Regions from separate parts of the Mus musculus genome. Here regions 1 and 2 are each linked to region 3. A link is a loop called in an ENCODE intact Hi-C map of the cell type or tissue named here. Cell type or tissue: gastrocnemius. All regions are shown on one strand.

Region 1 (8,000 bases), 130 kb after region 3:
GTGTGAAGTGGAATCCCAGACACTATTGTGGATGCCATCAAGAGTTTGCTGACAGGAGCCTGATATAGCTGTCTCCTGAGAGGCTCTGCTAGTGCCTGACAAATACAGAAGTGGATGTTCACAGCCATCCATTGGACTGAACACAGGGTCCCCAATGAAGGAGCTAGAGAAAGTACCCAAGGAGCTGAAGGGGTTTGCAGCCCCATAGGAGGAACAGCGATATGAACTAACCAGTACCCACGGAGCTCCCTGGGACTAAACCACCAATCAAAGAAATCACATGGTGGGTGGGGCTCCTATCTCTAGCTGCATATGTAGCAGAGGATGGCCTAGTCGGTCATCAATGGGAGGAGAGGCCCTTGGTTCTATGCCCCAGTAAAGGGGAAAGGCAGGGCCAGGAAGTGGGAGAGGGTGGGTTGGTGAGCAAGGGGAGGAGAGAGGGGATAGGAGGTTTTCAGAGGGGAAACCAGGAAAATAAAGAAAATATCTAATAAAAAATTAAAAAAATATATTATTCTCTACATCATTATAAACATTTCAGCTTCCAAGGCATACAACTCAGATAATACAATAGAATATTCATATCAGACTAAATTTACTTATGAAGGATTAAAATGTTAATTCATTAAAACCGCCAAGAAGCATCTGCCTAGGTAATGGCTTCATGTATGGCTGTCAGAGTTGATTCATGATCAACATAATCTATGCACACATGTTGCTCTGGCCACATGCATATGTACTGAAACAATCTGCATGGGCCACAAAACAAACCTAAAATCCTTGAAAACCAATAAGCACAACCCCTACAAATATTAACCAGTGGTCTGACTACTACAGGAATAACCACTTGCTTTCTGACTGCATCTGAGGCCTGGTGCATAGGAGAGATCCATGGCTGGTTTACAACCTAGATAAAAATCCATAGGCAGGGAGGTCACAGTCCCTAGGGATACAGAAGTTGTGAAGAGAGAACCTCAGCTGAGAAAATGACCCCGCCACACTGGCCTGTGGGGAAGCTGTGTAGCATGTCTTTGATTAGTGACTGCTGTAGGTAGATGCATCCCTGCACTCCTTCCATGACGGACTGGACGTGGAACTGTAAGATGAAGGTAGGTATGGCCCTGTTGTTTTTCCACTGCAGGAGAAACCCTAAGCAGGACAGGAGGGAAACACAACCGCAGTTTGTGCTAAACAAACACATGGTCAAACTGCCTTCTAAATATTTATGAGAATACCTATGGATCAGTGCTGCTTTCAGCCTGTCAGAGAAGCTGCTTTCTACAGTAGGGAGCAGTCAGTACATAGCTGAGACACCTATAAATCTACTTCCAGAAACCCCAGGAAACGTCCTGGAAGAGTGACAGGAAAATGCTAAGCAGCAGAGAGGATGAGGAAACACTGTCTGCTGGTCATGACGCAGCTGTGCACTCTGACTTCAGTGCAGTCACAATTCTCAAGGTCAACCTAACCAGTGATGCCAGCATGGATGGGGAAGGGCTGTGCAGCTCCACCCCAGCTGAGGAGCTACTAACCACTGATGGGCACTAGGACAAGGGGTCACTTTTCTTCAGGTGTGTGATGCAGGCAGCAAAAACTGGACTCCAAACTGGAGGACACCAGGGTAGGAGGGACACATACTGGGGGTGTGTGAGCAGAGTGGGACAGGAGGAGAGCTTGGGTGGATATAGTCAAGGTACATTATTTATTTATATATACACACACACACACACACACATACATATATATGAGTGTGTGTGTGTGTAACTGTTCAAGAATAAATACAAATATTTCTAAATGGATGTGACTCAACAACACTGTCATATATTTTTATAAGACACACATATATGTATATATCTATATATAAATCAATCTATCTATCTATCTATCTATCTATCTATCTATCTATCTATCTATCTATCTATCTATAAATAGGCTCAATCAGAAAGAATACAAGTTGCTTTGGCTTACTTTGCATGTCTGCAAGTGTGTGTGTATGAGTGGTACTGGGGAAGTAACTTGGTCCTTGGGTGTGCTAAGCACATGCTCTACCACACTGATCTACACTTCCAGCCTGCTTTGTTCTCTTTAAGTTGATTTCTCTTCTAGTATTCCTAAGTGAGCACCCTACATACAACCTACTTGAAAGTATTAGCAGATAGGTATTTTTAAAGTCTGAGTAATTCTACCAAAAGCAACTCTCATATTTCCCCAAAAGAAGGAACCACTGCTAAGAACCAAAGCCTGGCAATCTGCTTTCAGCAGACAGGTGTGTGCTCTGCGTGCTATATGAAAATTACTTATGAGAAGAGCAGGGGGAAAATTAGAAGGCAGTTTTCCCTACTGAAACTAATAAGTGATTAAGCAGATTTCTGACAGCACAGAGCTGTCAGCAGGCTGAAGGATCATCTGAGGAGCAGCATCCCAATGCTAGCACTGCGTACAGTTTCAGAACACTGGAAGTCCCACGTGACGAAGAAACCAGCTGACCAGCTGGGATAGTTGTGAATGTTAAGGTTAAGTGACTTAAGATAGGATTTTTTTTTTAAGAATATAAAATTTTATGACACGTTAGGAAGGCCATCTAGTGATATTGAAACATAAAGGTGATATGGTTGGATAAATTACTGTATAAAACTCCTTCTAAACAGTGTGAGATATTAAGACTGCTCTTATATATTATATACATTAAGAATACCAATCATATCCCATTAAATGAGAGAAGAAAATATAAAATCTTAAATACTTTAACCATAAGTATATTTTTAATTATTTAGGGAAAATAGAATGAACAGTTAGTGCTGGCATCTTTAGCTCCTGTCTACAAAGTTGCATTGAGTGCTACAGTTTCTGCTTAGGACAGGACTACAATGTGTTTGCCTTGGTTTTTTTTTTTTAAACCAGTTTTTTTTTTTTAATCCCAATTCTTTTTTTCCCTTGTTTTATTAGATATTTTCTTTATTTACATTTCAAATGCTGTCCTGAAAGTTCCCTATACCCTCCCCCTGCCCTGCTGCCCTCCCTACCCACCCACTCCCACTTCTTGGCCCTGGCATTCCCCTGTACTGGGGCATATAAAGTTTGCAAGACCAAGGGGCCTCTTCCCAGTGATGGCTGACTAGGCCATCCTCTGCTACATATGCAGCTAGAGACACGAGCTCTGGGGGTACTGGTTAGTTCATGTCGTTGATCCTCCTATAGGTTGCAGACCCCTTCAGCTCCTTGGGTGCTTTCTCTAGCTTCTCCATTGGGGGCCCTGTTTTCCATCCAATAGCTGACTGTGAGCATCCGCTTCTGTATTTGCCAGGCACTGGCATAGCCTCATATGAGACAGCTATATGGGGTCCTTTCAGCAAAATCTTGCTGGCATTTAAGATAGGATTGTTACTGTCAAGGTCATACTAAGAGTAGTGGGCAACTCAGGCAACTGGAGGCTATATGTCCGGGAATGCTGGGAGAACTAAAGTTAGTCACTGAACCAGTCACCTCAAACATCAGGAACCAACACAACCTTGTAAGGTGTAAGGTCTGATAGGTGACAGCTTTCTATTTTGTGGTGGTAAATACTACACACACTTCTATTTTCAACAGTGTGAACATTTTAAAGTGTGTTACATTTAACATAAGTACCACCAATCAATTTTTTAAAATGACCTTGTTCTTACTATTTTAATCAAATTCTCAGAAAGGAGAGGTGAAACTATCATGATAAAAGAGAAAGACATACCAGTAACTGACAGCATGGATGTGTGTGTGCATGTGTGCTGTGACATGTACGTGGTGGTCACAGGGATTAACCTCTGGCTAACAGGCTTAGATGGCAAGTGCTTTTCCTTGCTGGATCACCTCATCTCCCAATACTGTTTCTTACAACCAAGAAATTCTTAGTGAAACTGTTGAAAGAGTTTCCTTTACAATTCCTTTTAAGATGACATATTAATGACTGAGGCTTCAAGGTTACTGCAGATCGTCTTATACATAGATACAAGCAATGGCACTCATTCTATTTCTAAAATTGAACTTAATGGGATCAATAAAAATTGCCTACTTGGTAGATAGAAATTTTCTGTAACGAAGAGAGGGTTCCAAAGTTTTAGCTCTGCTTCAGTTTCTTCACACTGTTTGTGACTTTTCTCTATTAGAAGAAAGGGGATTGAGGGCTGGGAGCCACAGAATGGGAGGGATAGTATACACGTGTACAAACTGAATTTCAAATAAGAAGCAACGACAGGCTAAGAAAACCAAAGAAATGAACCAACAGCCCATGAAAGAGAACAGGCTCTGCCGAGAGGCTCCACTGTCTCTGCTCAAATCCCTGGCTTCCTAATCACCAGGTGGATGAAGCCATGAGTATCAGGGCCTAGAGTATCTCTTAATGATCTCATCTGTATAGAAAATATGAACACATAAGGGAATAAACACATGTAGAATAGTTAAGACAGTACCTGGCCTTAAAAAATACAAAATAAATGTTAGCAATTACTGTTATTCATGTATAATTTGCTTCCCTTACAAACTTTTCCCCACAGGAAGGAATTTAACTCTAAACCATCTGAGATTACTAAATACATTAAAAACCTGCTGTGTTGGACTGCCCCCTGCAGGCCTCAATTTACCCACTTATTTTACAAGGAACAGAGAATATAAGATTCAGATATGTTTTAAAACGACACTAAAATCATTATTCAATCCCTCCTAGCAGTAAGACACTGTCTATAACAGCTATCAAGATGCAAAGGAAGTCAGTTCTTTTCCTCAGCAATCGACTAAATCCAGAAAATCGACACACACTTCAACAGAATGAACTGGGGGAGATAATAAAAACCACTGCCTGCATTACAAGGACAAGGGAAAGCTGAAGATACGAAGGCCCAGGTTCAGTCGTGCAGCAGGTAACCAGCTGGACACTGAGCAAGTCATTTTTTAGGTCAAAATCAGTGTTAAGATGTCAGACTCCTAGTTTCTGTCATGGCAAAGGAGAAATACCTAAGATAAGAGCAAAGAATTAACCTATATACAGCACAGGTGAAAGATTGGGAAAGATTAGCCAGAAGAGATGGTAAGGTGAGGTTAAAGGCCCTGTGAGAGAAGTTAACCAGGTAAGAAAATAGAACAGTCCAGTATTTTTATTTTAAAGATTTATTTATTTATTTTATGCCTGAGCTGTACAGATGGTTGTGAGCCTTCATGTGGTTGCTGGGAATTGAACTCAGGACCTCTGCTCTCTCCGGCCCTGCTCACTCTGGCCCAAAGATTTATTTATTATTATATGCAAGTACACTGTAGCTGTCTTCAGACACATCAGAAGAGGGAGTCTCATTAAGGATGGTTGTGAGCCACCATGTGGTTGCTGGGATTTGAACTCAGAGCCATCAGAAGAGCAGTCAGTGCTCTTAACTCCAGCCCCCCAAACAGTCCAGTTTTAAACAATACCATGTGATTTAGATGCTAGATAGCTAATATATAATATCAAAATTATCACCAAAACAAACATCCATATGCCAGCTGTGTGTGGTGGGACACGGACTTGGTCCCAGTACTGAACAAGGCTGAGGCAGGAGAGATCAAAGGCAACCCTGGCTACAGAGCAAACCAGTCTCAAAAACAAAATAAAAAGCTATCGTTTGGAGGGAAAGAAACACAGCAGGCAGTTAGTTCTACAGGAACCATGACAAGTTCTGTGAGGAGGAAGGGGTAAGATGCAAATGGAAAGCTGAGACTTAAGGCAGGTTGTTCTGGGACATTAGAATGAGTGAGTCAAAGAAAGTGAACAAAACTTACTCCAGAGTCCCGAGTCTGCGGACTTGCAGGGAAAGAAAGAGGAAACGGAAGCACAGGCTTACGCTGCTTGTGGTAGACACTACAAATACAGCAGCGCACACACAGCCTCGTGTCATGAACAACTCATCACACGTATTCCACTCGCCAGAAATACAGAAAGCCTGACAAACATTAATTTGCAACAATAGTATGATCTAAGGTAACTCAACTTGCCCAGTGCACAGCTGATTAGATAGCATCTGTACCTCTTTTCCACACCAAGCATTCTGAGACATTACAGTGAAGCAGGCGCATTTCATCTCCACAGTAACAAAATACTACAATCAGAGTTTTTTAGATGAAGAAGATCCAGAAATGAGACATAAGTGCCCAAGTGTTTCCCAACCTTCCTAATGCTGCAACCCTTTAGTATAGTTCCTCATGTTGTGGTGACCCCTAACTATTTAATCATTTCATTGCTAGTTCATAACTGTAATTTTGCTACTGTTATGAATAGTAATATAAATATCTGATATGCAGGCTATCTGATATGTGACCCCCCCCCCCCCCATAGGATTGTGAACCACAGCTTGGGAACAGCTGGCCTGCTCTGTCCTGAAACTTGCTTTCCAAGCCTGAGATCCCAGTCCTGCATGGCTTGAAGCCTCTCTATTTTAACCACGGCCATGCTCCATGCTACAGGGTTATTCTTTCAGACTGTCCAGGGTAGGGGCATTAGCTATAAGCTGCAGGTTGGTAGAGAAGGCAATCCCTGGGCATCTAACATGACAGACTCTTATTCTTTTCCTTTTCCTTTTTTTTTTTTTTTTAAAGATTTAGTTATTTACTTCATGTATGTGGGTACACTGTCACTGTCTTCAGACACACCAGAAGACAGCATCAGATCCCATTACAGATGGTTGTGAGCCACCATGTGGTTGCTGGGAATTGAACTCAGGACCTCTGGAAGAGCAGCCAGTGCTCTTAACTGCTGAGCCACCTCTCCAGCCCGACTCTTATCCTTAAGGTCGAGTACTCAGTGGAACGTTTTGCACTTTAGAAATCATTAACAGAGATAGCAGCCAGGCATGTACACCTTCAATTCCAGAGACAGAGCTCAATGCCAACACACAGCAACTTATGGGCTGGTCAGGGTTACAGTCAGACACTGTCTTAAAATAACTCCTCACTCCAGTCAAACAAGAACAAAAAAAACTCTAGGAAACACTTCATCTTTATCGTTTTCTCCAAATTTCTACAAAATCCATTCATCAAGCCTTAGAGGTAGTAGAGATGCCTTCTTCAGTAATGGAGTGTCGGCCTATCACATGACCTCTCCACCAAGCAAGGAGAACACTGCTGTGGTTAGAATGGGCCGTCACCATGGAGACTGGCCTCTGGGCATGCCTGTGGGGTTTGGGTTCATTGCTCTAACTGAGGTAGGAGCAGCAGCAGGAGCTCACGGCTCTATTCCTGACTGTGGATGTGATGCAATCAGCTGCCTTCACTTTCCCACCATGAAGCACTGAACCCTAGACTGCGAGTCAGAAGCCTTCCTCCTTCCCAAACGACGCTTCTGTCAGGGTTCTTCACACAAGAGAAGAAAACTAAAACACTAACCAGTGTTTCTTAAAATTAACTTGCTCTTGCAACAGCTCAGGGAACATCTGTTTCCAGAGACGTCATCCCACTTTAGCTTTCTGAGATTCCACCTCAGGCCAAAGCTTCCCAGTGGGCCATGTGCGTCCTCGGCCTGGGATCATGGCAGCATTGTCACTAGAGGAAGGGCCAGAATGGGGCTGAGTTCTTTCTCAGAAAACTGTCATTTGTCTGTCCTAGGATTTATCTGGTCAGACATCAAGCTTACTCAGTGAAAAAAAGTTTTAAAACTTCATAGCTACTAGAAGACAACAGCAATAGCAAACAAGTTAGTCAAAAAAATTGAATAGGAAAATCTAGAAATAAGAAACTGAACTGGTATAAAGGCCCCAACACATCAATGGTAATCTAGAAGAAACAGACACGGAACAGAACTGCACTCATGTCTGTGGTGACTTTATCTTCATATAAAAAGGAAAGCCAGCTTATACACTGGTTGTTTGCATACTTTAGTCATGCAACACAAGCAAGCACATACGCGCGTGGACACACACACACACACACACACACACACACACGAGAGAGAACAGAGAGATGTACTATTCTAGGCATTTAAAGAATCTTTTGAAATTGTCAGATGACCA
Region 2 (8,000 bases), 580 kb before region 3:
TTGTTAAAAACAGAGATGTCAACATGCTCTGAACTGACTGCCAACAAAAACATTCCCTTTGTGTCGCGGCTTTCTTCACAGTGCACTCAGGAAGGACAAAGAAGTTTGACCTGTCTGGGTTGGAGGGCGGCAAGCCGCTGTCCTCAGAATTTCTCTCTAGCAGGTGAAGAAAGAGGAATGGGTGTTTTAAAACGAGAGTTGAGGTGACTGCCCGCACAGGTACTAATTAGCCCTAGTTGCTGTTAGGAAACTGGCTCCCTTCAAAGGCTTCATTGTTTGGCTGCTTCTTCCCTCCACCTGTGTCACCTGCTCCTTTCACTCCACAGCACGTCTAGGGTGTTCTCCCCAGCACTGTAAGGCGCAGATGAAAGTGGTCAAAGGAAAGATCTGGAGATGGAGGCTCTTCATTGAGCCTCGCAGCTAACGCTGACATTGACGGAGATAAGAAGGGACAGGGAACCAGGAAGCTCTTATCTTTGTCTGCCTGTGGCTCTGTTTCTCTTTGCTTACGTCCAAATTCAGACGTTTAAAGATCATATGTCTACGCTCGTGACTCATAGGGTCCTCCGCCATCAAGACAAGCAAATAGTTTCATAGGTAACGTGTCTAGGATAATCTGAATGCTAGGGCTCTCCTTTGCCTTCATTTAAAATACAGGCTCCTAGAAATCCAAGCAAGGGATGGGTTCTCCCTGATGCTAGTTTGCATTGTAATGATCAGAGATTAGTATTTTTCCATCACCTAAAACCATCACCATCCTTTTTTTTTTCTTTTTTTCTTTTTGGTTTTTTGATTTTTGGTTTTTCAAGACAGGGTTTCTCTGTATAGCCCTGGCTGTCCTGGAACTCAGAGATCTGATTGTTAACCATTATTCAGATCTAGCAGTCTCTGTGGGTACAGCAGTACTTTCGGTCTCACTGCCCATCTTAAAAATATATGCATTTCCCTAAACTTCTCTTCCAAGAATTCCCTTTTCATTTACCTCAATTAGGTGCTTTATTGATAGATTGATAGGTTGATTTTTTTTGTTTGTTTTTTTGTTTTGAGAGAATGTTTCTCCATGTAGCCTTGGCTGTTGTGGAATTCACTGTGTAAACCATGCTGGCATCAAACTTAGAGATCTGCCTGACTTTGCCTCCCACCTGCTGGGGTTAAAGGCATGGGCCACCATCACCACACCATGCTTTTTATTTTATTTTGAATTATATGTATGTGTATCTGTGTCTGTGTGGGTTTCTGTATGTGAGTGTGGGGACCTGTGAAGGTTAGAGAGCCACTGGAGAGGGGGTTACAAGTGGTTGTGAGCTTCCTGACACGAGTTGGGAATCAAACTCAGGTCCTCTATAAAAGCAGCAAGTTCTCTTAACTGCTGAGCCAACTCTCCAGACCCCTGCGGCATGATTTTAAAATACATTGTACTTGTAGCATAGATGTAGATGGATACTAGAGCATGCAGGAGAAGCCATATAATTAGGAGTTTTAGAAAAACCACGTATCAGTGGCTTAAATGAGGAAAGGTTTGTTTCTCTCTTTCGTTTTATGTCCAGGGCGGGTAACACAGGGCCTCGCTGCATATTTAGTCAGCCAAGGACCAGATCCAGTGCTCCAGTGTGTGCCATGACCATCCAGTTTGAGAAAACAGCTAAACACATCTCAGAAATCTCTACCAAGAACTGTGTGTTGCTTTTGTTCGTGCTAGGTTGACCGAAGGAAAAGGCAGGGCCACAGCTAATTGCAAACCAAATAAGAATGGTTAAAAAGGTGAGCACCTCCTTCCATTTAGATGCATCTCACACCTTCAAGGCTGCCACACACCTTAGAGAGGCAGAAAGGGTAGGCAATGTCTTTATAGACACATAATACATATCCTATACATAATATACCTCAACTTACATAGATTTAACAGTCTTAAGATTTAATAACTTTTTAAGATTGGATTGTTGCGATTACTCTTTCCTTTTTAAAGTTCTGCACACTTTTGGATCTTGTACACTCGGTGCTCTGTATTGGCAGACTCTATATTAGCAGTCTCTACCAACGTGGATTGAAACATTTTGCCAAAACAATTGTATCTGTATTGAATGTGTCCAGGCTTTCTCTTGTCATTAGGCCCTGGCCATTCATTAAAACATTCATTTACATGGCTTTCCTGTGGTATCAGCTATGACATCACAATTAGAGATGATTATCACACGGGAAGACAGGCACAGATTATATGCAAACAGTCACTTTGTGGAAGGGACTGAGTGCTGGCAAATTTTTTGCTTCCCTGGGCTTGGATAGTGGTGGGGAGCCTGGACCCAGTCTTCGGAAGATACCAAGAGAGGACTGTATTTGTACTGGTGGAATTAACAGGGACGAGTTGTGGCCTAATTCTGGTCATGGAAATCAGACAGCCTTTCTCTTGCTTGGTCACTATCACAGTAGCAGAAAGGACTCCAAACCCCTTTCAGAGTCTCTTCTTAATTGATTCCAGGTGTCATCAGTGGTATTTACTGTGTGCTAATAAATGTGCTCAGCCAGGTGTCACTAGGCTCTGTCCTAGTTCTGGCTTTCCAAAGACCAGGCTCCCACAAAGCCCCTAAAGGCAGAGCTTTCTCCTCCCAGTAGGATGCTAATGCCTGGGAAACAGCCCAGGACTCCAAGGAGCTGTCTCTACTCTCAGGGAGAGCCAGTACCCCCAGTCCCACCAAAGTGTAGAGAGGTCCTTACCATTTTTATTGACTCCTGTTCCAGCTCTTTGTCGTTTAGAGCCAAGCACGGACCCTCTGACACATGTAAAGCTGAGATCAGGATCATCCAAGCCAAAGATCAGGATCGAAGCCTCCTTTTTTTTTTTTTCAGACAACCATGCAGTCAGACACCTGAGGCCCACCTGCCTTATTCTTCAGAAACACTCTAACTTCTCTGACTGTCATTGCGAGTGAACCCATGCTTAGAGCACTTTGGAAAGGTGTAAAATGGTTTCTCTATAACATGGCTGAGGATATGACTTGTTGCTTTGTTGGATCCAGGCACACTGGTGCTTCCGGTGTTGTGTAAAGGGCACCTACACAATGGGGAGAGTAACTGATAAAGGGAAACAACCACTGAGCTCCACGGCCCAGCGTATTTTATAGCCCCGGATTTGCCTCTCTCTCAGTGATCCCGAGAAAGTCACACATTCCTCCTAGGATCTGCAATCTAGGTTCTTTTACCACTTGAACAATTAAGGTTGAGTAGGCCAGGTTCGAAAGACTTTTAAAACTATGACGCTTGTGACTTGCGGACAAGATTTATTATTTGTGATTGCGGTCAACAGGGGGCAGCAAAGCTCCAGCTTTCAGTGTGTGAAGAGCAATCCCTGGGCCAGCAGCAGCAGCACTTCAGACTCATCTTATTCGCTTTATTCATTTGGAACCTGATAAGAGGTTGGAAACCCCAATTAAAGACTCTGTCGGGGGTGCTGGGGGAGATTCTCTTTTGTGAACTGAATAGAAAGGCAGGGCTTTAAGATGAACAGTCATTTTCTTTATACCTTAAAAATGAAGATGTTTTCATAAACAATTGAATTTCCTACTTCCGCCCGGGTCATTTTGTCTACTTAAGAGTGTGTAGGATACTGGAGCCTTCATATAAGGTGATGTCTGGAGTCTGTACTTGATGTCTTTGCGGGTTTTAGGTTGGATATTTAGGTTGGACTACATACAAACACCAGAAGCTTGTTTTTCAGGTTTAAGTATAGCGTATTTATAGCAAATGAGGTGTGTGTAAGTTCATGTGCATAGCAATGTTACAATATTATTTCAGCTTACATTTTACCATAGTTCAGGGAAATGACCTCAAAGTCTTTTGAACAATAGAAATTCTAACTTGTTTATTAACATGTTCTTTATCATAATTTTAAATGGATAGCTGCTTTGATAGCTTGGAAATTATTACAGCCCATGTTCTGCTGCAATACGTGAGAATGTTGATTTAAACATGCCCAAGGTCGCAGGAGAGATGACTCAGGGGTTAAGAGTACTACCTGCTCTTTTAGAGGTCCAAAGATTTGAGTCCCAACACCACATGATGGCTCATATCTGTAACTCCAGTTGTAGAGGACCTGGCACCCTTTTATGGCTTACAAGGGTACTACATACATGTAATATATATGTAGGCAAAAGACCCATACACATAAAAATAAGCCATAAAAAATAAAAATAAAAATGCTAAGCATACTCACAGATGACTTAAAATACCAAGCAAATATGACCATACCACTTGATTCCATTTCATTCAATATTATTAACAAAATGTGACTGACTATGCTCAATAATACCACTCTCTGAAAATTAAAGAGACAGATTAAACAAAAATAAAACACTTTGGATTCTGTTTGGATAGTTAACTGCTCTTTAGTTCTTTCCTTAGCCTGACGTAGTATGGACAAAAAGAAACTTAATCCTATCACGTGAGTTTAGTGGATAAGATAATCAACACCCTTAATCTAAAAATGGCATATTATTTATTGGCAGCATTTGAATCGTCACAAAATTCTCTGTATAAAAGTATGTTAGATTAAATCAGCTATTATCAAAATGATCACCAAGATTAAAGAGCAGCCAAGAGGCAAAGGAAGCAAAAGAGTAAAAGATACAACTATGTTGGCTGTCTAGAAATGTGTGGTTCATATAAATGCCAGGGAAAAAATGGCCAGAAAGCCTATTTCTCAGCTAAGTCACAAATCTCTAGCTGATAGTTGAAGGAATTTGATGGTAAAATAATTGGTATCAAGTCACAGATGTTGCGTCCTATGTTTGGGATTTTTGTAGCTGCTGTGTGTGTGACACTCAGGCAGGGCTATGTACCTGCTACTTCTAGGCTGTATAAAACCCATTGTCTAAAGCGGCCTTGTTCAATAAAGCACCTACTAGCCGCTTATGACCACTCAACTGTATGTTACTACAAATAAGTGTTCAAAGCATTGTAGTAGACATATTTCATAGCTGGGACCTCCAGATAGTTGTCTTTATATTTCTACAAAAAAAGCCCCATTGGCTGATGCTTGTGGGAGAGGTAAAACATTACAGCTGCCAACTCCCCAGGAGTCTTTTCTGTATTTAGCGATTGAACATCTACAACTAGAAAGCATCTGAAAGTCACATTGGAAGGAAATTGTGTATTTGATTTTAAATTGCTCTTCCAAACCAGGGATTTCTCCTTGTATAGCAAAATTGATGATATTAGTTTTTGTTGGATGGCTAGTGTGTACCCTAAGTGAAACATCACATTGCATTTGAAAGGCAATGTCTCCATGGACTCTTCCCAAGTAATTTTCACCACTTACCATAGAACAGATTTTTCCTTCTCTCTAGAAGGAACTCACTCTTGTCAGTGGGCCTAAAAGGTACACTCATTCAGCTATGCTAGGTAGTGCGTCATTAAATAGAAAGCAGGCTGCAGCATAATAGCCCACCCTCTGACCCATTTCCTCCTGAGGGTCTGAACTGCCTGCATTTAAGGAGTGCAATCAAGTAGATTCTGTGATATCTGGCCCGTGATCTATGAGTGAATTTGCTAATGTAACTGCCTCTTCTACTTTGACACACCTGCAGTGAGTCAGCTGATTCAAAGGAGCTACGAGTTCTCGTTCAGAGCCTGGAGTAGGAGAAATTTGCTCAACTGAGGGTTGTATTTTACCTTCAGTGAAAACACATTATCTTTAGTACTTATCTGCTATGCTTCAGATTAGAAGTATTTCAGAATTGAGTATTTTATTTTTCAATATTAGCTCATACTGAAATATCCTTAGGGACAGAACCCCAGTACAATCTTGAAACTCTTTCATATTTTATACCTTACATTTTATACATGCCTTACACACAACTATAGTTTAGATATTAAAAAAAAGCCCCACCCAAGGCTCATGTGTTGAACCTGGGGCTTTTAGAAGTGATTCTATCCCAAGGGCTCTAACCCCATCAATGGATTAATCTGACTATATATCCACAACTTAAAGGACTACAGGCAGGTGGTGGGAAGCCTAGGCAGTAGGGCCTAGCTAGAAGTAGGACCCTGGGGACATGCCCTTAAAGAGTGCCTTTTCCCAGCCTCCTCTTCTCCCCTGAGCTTTCTTTCCTGGCACCCATGAGTCAGTTGCTTTCCTTGACTTCTCATCATGAGGCTCTTTCTCGCCGGAGGCCCTAGCTATTAGGTCACATGACAATGGACTGAACCTTCTGGAACCATGACGATAAATCTCTTCACGTTTTAAATTCTTATCTTAGGTATTTAGTCACAGCAATGGCAAGCTATCAGGGGTTCTTAAATATCACATTTAAAACCATTTTGTGTGTGATACAAAGTCTGTGTATATTGAACCTTCATGTTGGACCTCAAAATGTTTCAGAAATTGGGGCGTTTGGGGTTTTCTGGATCAGGGATACTGGACTTGTAAGAAATAAAAAAAAAAAAAATTTAACCATTGTAAGTGGCTGCATCTCAGTATCCAGAGGACCTGACTGGCTTTCGGGAAGCCCGAGTAGCTCTAGAATTGTCATTTAGTTCTCAAGAGGCAAGGTGTTTAAAAAAAATCTAGTAACTCTCCTTCAAGGTAGAGTCAGTTAAACATTTTGGTTTCTTCATTCCTCACAGATCTTGAGTCAGTCCAAGAAGCAATGAGAAAGTGAAAATAAATTCTCTTTCCCTGAAGCTAGGATCTAGCATCCCTGTAGAATCACTGAGTGGGGAGGGCATACGTGACTGGAAGGCACTCTGAGTGCCTCCCTGTCTGGCATGTTCCTGGAAGTTGCAAACTTACTCAGACGATGAGCTGCTAAATGCCTGGGCACCCCAGCACTGACACCCCAGGGCCAAAGAGCACTTTTAAAAGCAAAGAGTCAAGAAATATATAGCTATTAATCTGATCTACCCTTAGCAATTAACAAATTAAAAGCAAGTACAGTAATGAGCAGAGGTAAGACTCAGCACATTCAATATTATGGTTGGGGTTATTTATTATTATTATTATTATTTATTATTATTATTATTATTTTACAGTTTAAATAGTTTATTCTGCAAAGCAAACACTCCAAAGAGAGGCTGGAGTGGGGAGTGGGCTATTCAAAGGGAAGAGGAGCCTCATGGTTTATGCGTTGTAGATTTTAGAGATTGCATGAGTGCATGTGTGTGTGTGTGTGTGTGTGTGTGTGTGTGTGTGTTACATGTATTATATGTATATATGTAGTGGGTGGCCATATTTATAAGCTAAAGCGATGGTTGGGTTTATTTTTAAGAACTTTAATATTATTGTATGTTAGTATGGCGTGTGTGGGCAGGGACATGCCACCACACTTGTGGGGAGGTCAAATTTGTGGGTCCAATTCATCTTCCACCATTAAATGGGTTGGGGGATGGAACCCAAGTGAGTCACCTCATCTGCCTGTGGTTGAGGTTCCTCATAAGCAGCCACAGCATCACGGGGCCTTTCTAGCTCATTCTTGAAGAGACGAGTCCACTGCACATCATTTAAGCATCATTCACAATTCTTCTTATGCACTAAAACTTATCGTGAGTAAGCATATGGAATAAAACATTTATAACATGACAACCAGAACTTACATGCTTAAAGAAATTTTCAGTCCCTAAAATTGGAACACAAAATTGCTCATCTCTTATCCCTACTTCATTTAATTTTTTAAAAAATGTAACCTTTGTTGCCTGAATAGTTTTAAGTTTATAGAAAAATTGCAGAGATGATACCAAGAATCCCTGTGTGCTCTGTGCCTATTGCCAATACCTTATATTCCTGTGGCACGTTTGTCTCTAAGTCAGCCAGTATTGACACCCCCATGTCAAAGAGCACACCTTATTCACATTCCCTTAGTTTATACCTGCCATGTTTGCTTCAGCTCCAGGGTGGATCCTGTCTAGTATACTATAGCACACTTGACAGTCATGTCTCCTTAAGGGACTCTCAAACTTGATATTTTTGATGGCCTTGACACTTTTGTGAAATACTACCAAAGGACATTGCA
Region 3 (8,000 bases):
CTTTGAGTGGGTCTCTAAGGTTCTCTGGCATTCCAAATGCTCTTGTTGGGCAGAACTCATTGGAATGCTGGATGAAGCGAACCTTTGCTCTGAGCAGCGGCTATTAGCACAATCAGTGAGACTTCAGCTATATGCAGAATCATTGGGACCATGCACGCTTGGGAGCTGGCAGTGGGATCCTAGGAGTGCTTCGTGCCACTTGTTGAACCTACTAAAGCAAAATGCAGTGTAATCGCTGACCAGCCCAAAAGCATGTTTAGCTGTTACCTATTAGTGCAGTGACGGGGCCCTCCGAGACACTGATTTGAATGCAGCCTCTGCCCTCTTCCCACCACCCTTTACTGTCCTCCTTCACATTCAGGCCAGGGGGAAGAGGGGCATCGTAGAAGAGGGAACAGGGTCCAGATGGGAAGAAACGGAAGGCTGGGAAGATCGTTTCGGAAATAGGTCAGGTACTTGGGAGATTAGACAAGCTTGCTTCATCCCTGAATACAATTAGGAGGAATTAGACCTGCAGCAAGTAGCTTGGATTTATCAGCTTTAATTGTCTATTGTCAGAGCCCAGCTCTCCTCTGGAGGATCCTGGTGGCAGTGTACACTCTAATACTTTTAATGGCCCTCCGTTGTGGGCTTAGCTCTCCTAAAAACCAGTGTCTGCTCTTTTCAAAGGAGCTCTGGGAAGCCTACCTACAAACACCAAGCTGTTACTTTCTCTGTGGTGGATCCCATTCTAAGGTCCCCACAGGTGCACCTTCACGGGGAAGGAAGATGGCTATTGAACATTAATAGGCACCTAGCTTCCCTGGTAGGCCCTTTCAGGAAACAATGGGCTGTAGATGGTGAGCAGATAAGTCCAGGCTGATGGCTTCAGAATCTCCCACTCTCTTTGTCAGGGCTGATGGGTCAAAGCCCCCTCACTCTCTTCCTGTTAAAAGGGTTATCAGGCTTATATGCAGCCAATAGTAGAAAGGTTTTTTCAGAAGATAAGGTGTCTATTGGACGAGGCCTGTTATTGTAATACTATTGTTCTCTGTTTCCTCTATTACCCCTCAGCCTCTCAGGTGGGAAAGGCAGTATTTGAAGAACTAGTCAGTTGTCTCCAGACTCCAGGCCTAACGTAAAAGGACTTCCTTCCTGCTCTCTAAGCTTGGTGTGATAGTCGGAACTCTTGAGTTTTGGCCTCCACAAGTTGTAAGGTTGTTTTCCTAGGCAGTAGGCATGCCGGTGAGCTGCCATCCCCCAAGGGTCATGGTTGCAGGTGAGATCTTGTCACCATGAGCAGAGCCAGGAAGCATGTGCGTCCTAAGCTTCTGCAAAGCTGGTCCACAGCTTACCTGGCAGGGAAATGGGGTTTTGTCTTAAATCTGATATTCAGCTCAGGTAAAGAACTACACCCCTTGGAGCAGAATTTATGTGTGGGACAGGGGTCAGTGATTCTAGAACTCATGACTACTTCTTTAGTTCTCTTTATCTGCTTCTAACTCCTGGAGAAATTGAGTGCACATATGTACTATCAAGCAAATGCATGCATACACACACAGAGACACATCCTCTACCATCTGCAATCTTCCCTTAGAAAGGATGAGGCGTAGTCATCACACACACACACACACACACACACACACACACACACCCTTTTGCCTCCATGACAGAGCCTCTATGCTAGGCTAACCTGCTTTGTAGCTGAAAATGACCTTCAATTTTTTATCTTCCTGCCTCAACACCCCCAGGTGGAGATTATAGGCGTATGTTACTTTGTTTGCTTTGTGCTGTGCTAGGAATTGAGCCCAAGGCTTTGTGTACACCGATGTCTTTTTCTCTCCACTGTGAGCCTTTCTCCTTGCTGTGAGGCCTCTCCTCTCACTGAAAGAGAGAGGTGTACTTTGGTCCCAGGCTCTCACTGATGTGGAAGCTATCCTTCCTCCCTCAGACTCTGAGAGAAGATTTTTCAAGGAAAGTGCCCATGAGCGTGCACCTGCCCTGCTGCCTCTCTCTCCCTAAGCATCCCTGCCCTGGCTCGTCTTAGTTCAGGCTCATTCCTTTTCCCACCAAATTCAGGATAGATGTCTTCTGGGTTCAGAAATGATTGCTTTTCCCACAGCCTTTTTCAGGAGTTAAGATCCCTCTCATGTCTGAATCACTATAATAAAAACATAGTTAGAAAGGCAATCAGATCTTAGAAACCCACAGTGGTTTTCCCCGTTTGCCAGGGACACGATGGTTACTGTTGGCACTATTTGTTAAGTTGGTGGATGTTCAACTGAATAAATAACTTAAAAGTATGTGGATAATCAGATAAAACCAGAACTGTGACAGGACCAAAATATGCTGAGGCATCCTGACATGGCAGCCATCTTGAAAGTTTTTACCGACCTTAGGAGAGTGCTTATCTTTGTTACATTACGAGAAGAGAGCTCTGCTTTAATTTACTTAATCTTTGTTTCTCTTCTTTAGGAAGTCAAAACAGTGACATCATCCTCTACCATCCCACAGGCCGCTAGGATCACCATTCCCAAGTCTAGGCCCTGACAATGTTTGTCCTAGTTGGGGGGAGGGGTGAGTTATGTGTCACGCAAAGGAAGCTTATGCTATTTTTAGATTGATTTAACACACCATTGAAACATATCATACACATATCACACCCATGACACACACGCGGCGTTGTAACACAGCATGTGTCATACATACATTCTCTCTCACTCACACACATAACTTGCTCTTCTTGTCCGGCTTTTAAAAATGGAAGGCAGCCCAGAGAAGCCAAGCCCGGTTGACTAGAGTTGAAAAGGCTGTTAAAGTTTAAAAGCCAAGTGCCCCTCCAGTTCTCAGCCCGGCTTTGAGACATGTGGGAGGGCTTCGAAGCCACAGTGCCCCTCTCTAAGGCTCAGGCTTACAGTTGGTCCCCAAATGTTTACCAGCATGAAGATGCCTAGCTTACAGGAAGTGGGAAATGGGTGTGGGGGGTTGAGGGTGGGTGGGTGAGTAGGGAGTGGGGAAGAGGGTGGGGGGTGATCTATTGATGTGGTTAGCCTGTCATTGACCTTGTTTGGCTATAGCAGGAGTTGAATTAGAAAATGAAAACCCGTTTCATCTTGAGCATATTTTATCCCTTTTTTTTTTTTCTTACTTTCCTTAGGGGAAAAAAACTTTTTTAAGCCCAAGTGGAGTCCAGTCTCCAGATTTGGTGCTCAGGTTCCCTCCGTGCCGCAATAGCAGCTACTATAGTCGTTTTGCTCATAGTCATCTGGCCGCCTACAGAGTGATTCCCAACCTACCCAAAGACTAAAGGGGCGGGGAACCTGGCCCAGGAGCTGAAACTGAACGAATGGTGGGTTTGCTGATGCATCAAAAGAAAGGGACGGGGCTTTCAGAGAACATAGCTATTGGGATTGTGATGGGCTACCATTTCACAGATGAATGAAGACAGCTGCTGAGATTGGGGTGTCCTGACACTGGAGAAAATGAAAAAACAAAACAAAAAACAACAACAACAACAACAAAAAAAAAAACCGACCAAAACTGTATCCAGCGTGTTGCTTAGAAGAAATATTTTTTAAAAGATTTATTTATTGCCGGGCGGTGGTGGCGCACGCCTTTAATCCCAGCACTTGGGAGGCAGAGGCAGGCGGATTTCTAAGTTCGAGGCCAGCCTGGTCTACAGAGTGAGTTCCAGGACAGCCAAGACTATACAGAGAAACCCTGTCTCGAAAAAACAAAAAAAAAAAAAAAAAGATTTATTTATTATATGTAAGTAAGTACACTGTAGCTGTGTTCAGACACCCCAGAAGAGGGCATCAGATGGTTGTGAGCCACCATGTGGTTGCTGGGAATTGAACTCAGGGCCTTCAGAAGAACAAACAGTCAGTGTTCTTACCCACTGAGCCATCTCTCCAGCTCCTAGAAGGAATATTTTAATACTTAGGATTCCAGACCATGGCCACTTCAGTTCTTTGTGCTGTGCACAGGCACTAGCACCTCCTGGTCTCCTAGCTTTAGTGTCCACATCCGGGAGTGCGGGGCTCCAGCCTTTGGAGGGTGCTGGGTGGCGCTCAGCCCACAGTCAGGCCCTGCTTAGCTGTTCTGCTCTGGACGCTACCTAAGTGCTATAATATGAATTTGCCCTTCATCTTAGCTTATACCACTATCTCTCCTTAACTACCACCGTCAGCATCAGAACTTGGCCTGGAACTGTTTGTTTTGTTTCCCCCTCATCTCGTGTTCGTTTGTCCTGGAGCAAATACTTCAAGGATATTATACTCCAATGATGCTCTATCCCTTTTTTTTTTTTTTTTTGGTTTTTTGGTTTTTTGTTTTTTTGTTTCCTGATGGTTTCACCTATGGCTTTGTCCAGCACAGCTGGAACACCTGGAACTAATTTTAGGGTTGCCTGGATGAGCCTCACACTGATATTTGATGTTTGCGTCCTCCCTAGACTCAAGCCTATTTCGCCACCTCGGAAGGTGAGCCCAGGCTGATATTAATTAACCATGAGTTGATTCACAGGCATCTTCCAGTCATTAAAGCAAACATTTGGCTTAAAATAGCCCTCTTCCCACTCTGACTGCCACCCTTTGCTTCTTTCTTTACACCACAGTGGTGGAATCACTGACACTTACATGGTATCTGTGCCCCAAGAGCAAAGTTTTTCATGAAAGGAAAGCAGGGTAAACCGTGTTAACTGCTGTGCAGTGGAGACAGCTAGCAGCAGGCCAGACCCTGAGATGACTACATTGTTTTTCTGTCCATAGTGGTGCTGACTCAGCATCGGTTAATAAACCCTCTGCAGGAGGCTGGATTTCTTTTGTTTAATTATCACTTGGACCTTTCTGAGAACTCTTAAGAATTGTTCATTCGGGTTTTTTTGTTTTGTTTTGGTTTGGTTTTTTTGGGTTTTTTTTTTTTTTTTTTTTTTGGTTTTTGGAGACAGGGTTTCTCTGTATATAGCCCTGGCACAAGAGCAAGCTAACAGCCTGTTTCTTCTTGGTGCTAGCGCCCCCTCTGGCAGAAAATGAAATAACAGGTGGACCTACAACCCCCCCCCCCCCCCCCAGTGTATTCTACTCTTGTCCCCGGTATAAATTTGATTGTTCCGAACTACATAAATTGTAGAAGGATTTTTTAGATGCACATATCATTTTCTGTGATACCTTCCACACACCCCTCCCCCCCAAAAAAATTTTTCTGGGAAAGTTTCTTGAAAGGAAAACAGAAGAACAAGCCTGTCTTTATGATTGAGTTGGGCTTTTGTTTTGCTGTGTTTCATTTCTTCCTGTAAACAAATACTCAAATGTCCACTTCATTGTATGACTAAGTTGGTATCATTAGGTTGGGTCTGGGTGTGTGAATGTGGGTGTGGATCTGGATGTGGGTGGGTGTGTATGCCCCGTGTGTTTAGAATACTAGAAAAGATACCACATCGTAAACTTTTGGGAGAGATGATTTTTAAAAATGGGGGTGGGGGTGAGGGGAACCTGCGATGAGGCAAGCAAGATAAGGGGAAGACTTGAGTTTCTGTGATCTAAAAAGTCGCTGTGATGGGATGCTGGCTATAAATGGGCCCTTAGCAGCATTGTTTCTGTGAATTGGAGGATCCCTGCTGAAGGCAAAAGACCATTGAAGGAAGTACCGCATCTGGTTTGTTTTGTAATGAGAAGCAGGAATGCAAGGTCCACGCTCTTAATAATAAACAAACAGGACATTGTATGCCATCATCACAGGATGTCCTTCCTTCTCCAGAAGACAGACTGGGGCTGAAGGAAAAGCCGGCCAGGCTCAGAACGAGCCCCACTAATTACTGCCTCCAACAGCTTTCCACTCACTGCCCCCAGCCCAACATCCCCTTTTTAACTGGGAAGCATTCCTACTCTCCATTGTACGCACACGCTCGGAAGCCTGGCTGTGGGTTTGGGCATGAGAGGCAGGGACAACAAAACCAGTATATATGATTATAACTTTTTCCTGTTTCCCTATTTCCAAATGGTCGAAAGGAGGAAGTTAGGTCTACCTAAGCTGAATGTATTCAGTTAGCAGGAGAAATGAAATCCTATACGTTTAATACTAGAGGAGAACCGCCTTAGAATATTTATTTCATTGGCAATGACTCCAGGACTACACAGCGAAATTGTATTGCATGTGCTGCCAAAATACTTTAGCTCTTTCCTTCGAAGTACGTCGGATCCTGTAATTGAGACACCGAGTTTAGGTGACTAGGGTTTTCTTTTGAGGAGGAGTCCCCCACCCCGCCCCGCTCTGCCGCGACAGGAAGCTAGCGATCCGGAGGACTTAGAATACAATCGTAGTGTGGGTAAACATGGAGGGCAAGCGCCTGCAAAGGGAAGTAAGAAGATTCCCAGTCCTTGTTGAAATCCATTTGCAAACAGAGGAAGCTGCCGCGGGTCGCAGTCGGTGGGGGGAAGCCCTGAACCCCACGCTGCACGGCTGGGCTGGCCAGGTGCGGCCACGCCCCCATCGCGGCGGCTGGTAGGAGTGAATCAGACCGTCAGTATTGGTAAAGAAGTCTGCGGCAGGGCAGGGAGGGGGAAGAGTAGTCAGTCGCTCGCTCACTCGCTCGCTCGCACAGACACTGCTGCAGTGACACTCGGCCCTCCAGTGTCGCGGAGACGCAAGAGCAGCGCGCAGCACCTGTCCGCCCGGAGCGAGCCCGGCCCGCGGCCGTAGAAAAGGAGGGACCGCCGAGGTGCGCGTCAGTACTGCTCAGCCCGGCAGGGACGCGGGAGGATGTGGACTGGGTGGACATGAGAGAGGCTTATCTCAGATGTTGGATCTTCTCTTGGAAAAACGTGTGGGTACGACCTTGGTAAGGAACCAGATTCTGTCTTTAATACGATTTGAAACCTTTTATCCCTTTTTCTTTCTTCCTTTTTTTTTTAACTTTTCTTTTCTCCCCCCTCCCCCTTTTAAAAAAAAAAAAAGAATGAAGCCTCAGTAGAAACCAGCGCTTCTGTTTTAGTACGCGGAGCACTGTCAAACATTTAGAAGACTTTTTTCCTCCGTATGAATCATTAACCCTTTCAGTTCTAGACATAATTGTCAATTCACTGAAATTTCAGTAGTGGTTCTTGTCCGCTTCGCCACTCGCTGCCTTTACATTACTGTAACTATCCCGGGTTGACTTAGGTTTTCACTTGTATTTAACATCGTTTGTTCCACATGACCTTACATGTTGGAACTAAATAAGAATGAGATAGTTTAAGTTGTACCCGGGACAAGGACAAGTAAGCATCTTTCCCCTTCTCGGAGCGTCCTATCTAGGGACGAATTGTAAAGACCAGCTCCGGAGAGGGACTCCCGCTGTACTGTGTTTACATTTTCACAAGCGCGCGTTCTAACATGGTTATCCTTATTCCTAATTTTTATCTGCGGCGTCTATGTGGGAATACGTTGCAGAGGCTGTTTTATCTTTCTTGCTTTTCCTCTTTGGAAAGGACTTTTTCCGAGGGCAGATAAGAGGAGGATCCCCAAGTCTTCTGTATAACTTTAGTTACAGTAAACTGTGCCACTTCAGTGACTTCTGGGAATTCATGCACTTTCACATTTAAATAGAAAGTGCTATTTGTGGCTGAGGGCTCCTAAAGGAATTCTCTTCAGGGAATTCTATTGACTTTTTTTTTAATATGTTTTGTTTTTAATTTTTCTATCTGGCTCGAGATGCCCACGGATTAAAAAAACAAACAAAACTGCTGGGTGTTTCCCTCTTCCCCAATTTTTCTTTTCCTGTGGTCCATGGGAGCTCGGGAAGGCTGGTACTCAAGGATGCTGGCAGGATGCAACCCCTCTCAGGCTTGCCTGCTGGAGGATGAAAGAGACTGAACGCGCGCGCGCGCGCGGCAGAGGGAGGGGACCTAGTTGTTTTGAAAGTTGCTTCGCTAGGGAGCTGGTGGGAAAGTTCAGTTTTCCCCATTTGGAAAAGGCAGACTGGGTTCCGCTCCTGCACCACACGTGTTTTCCATTTTTAGCTTCATTCAGACGCAGGCAGCGCC

The links. A loop is a pair of places that touch in the nucleus more often than their neighbours do. Peaks named below come from ENCODE experiments on the same cell type or tissue, not always from the same donor. Only the 100,000 strongest peaks of a DNase experiment are listed, where the experiment ranks them.
Region 1: it touches region 3 in a loop (2.9-fold over the local background); 28 of 42 quality-filtered maps call a loop at or near these places.
Region 2: a loop joins it to region 3, with 4 times the contacts of the local background. A loop is called at or near these places in 24 of 42 quality-filtered maps.

What each region holds. Positions count from the first base shown.
Region 1 is chr10:44,325,133-44,333,132 of GRCm38, reverse strand. All of the region lies in intron 6 of Atg5 (autophagy related 5), which reads right to left. Among named protein-coding and RNA genes, the nearest start is that of Mir1929, 31 kb to the left of the region's middle. In gastrocnemius, a CTCF peak has its summit at 4,597 (motif pointing left); a DNase peak (open chromatin) is centred at 4,597; H3K27ac peaks cover 469 bases.
Region 2 is chr10:45,040,778-45,048,777 of GRCm38, reverse strand. No RefSeq gene overlaps it. Among named protein-coding and RNA genes, the nearest start is that of Gm40639, 20 kb to the right of the region's middle. In gastrocnemius, a CTCF peak has its summit at 3,292 (motif pointing right); a DNase peak (open chromatin) is centred at 3,312; H3K4me3 peaks cover 332 bases; H3K27ac peaks cover 443 bases.
Region 3 is chr10:44,457,284-44,465,283 of GRCm38, reverse strand. Prdm1 (PR domain containing 1, with ZNF domain) reads left to right here and starts at 6,536. Exons shown (of 7, transcript NM_007548.4): 1 at 6,536-6,817. The coding sequence starts at 6,776. In gastrocnemius, CTCF peaks have their summits at 4,982 and 6,628; DNase peaks (open chromatin) are centred at 4,999, 6,562 and 7,855; H3K4me3 peaks cover 2,915 bases; H3K27ac peaks cover 2,173 bases.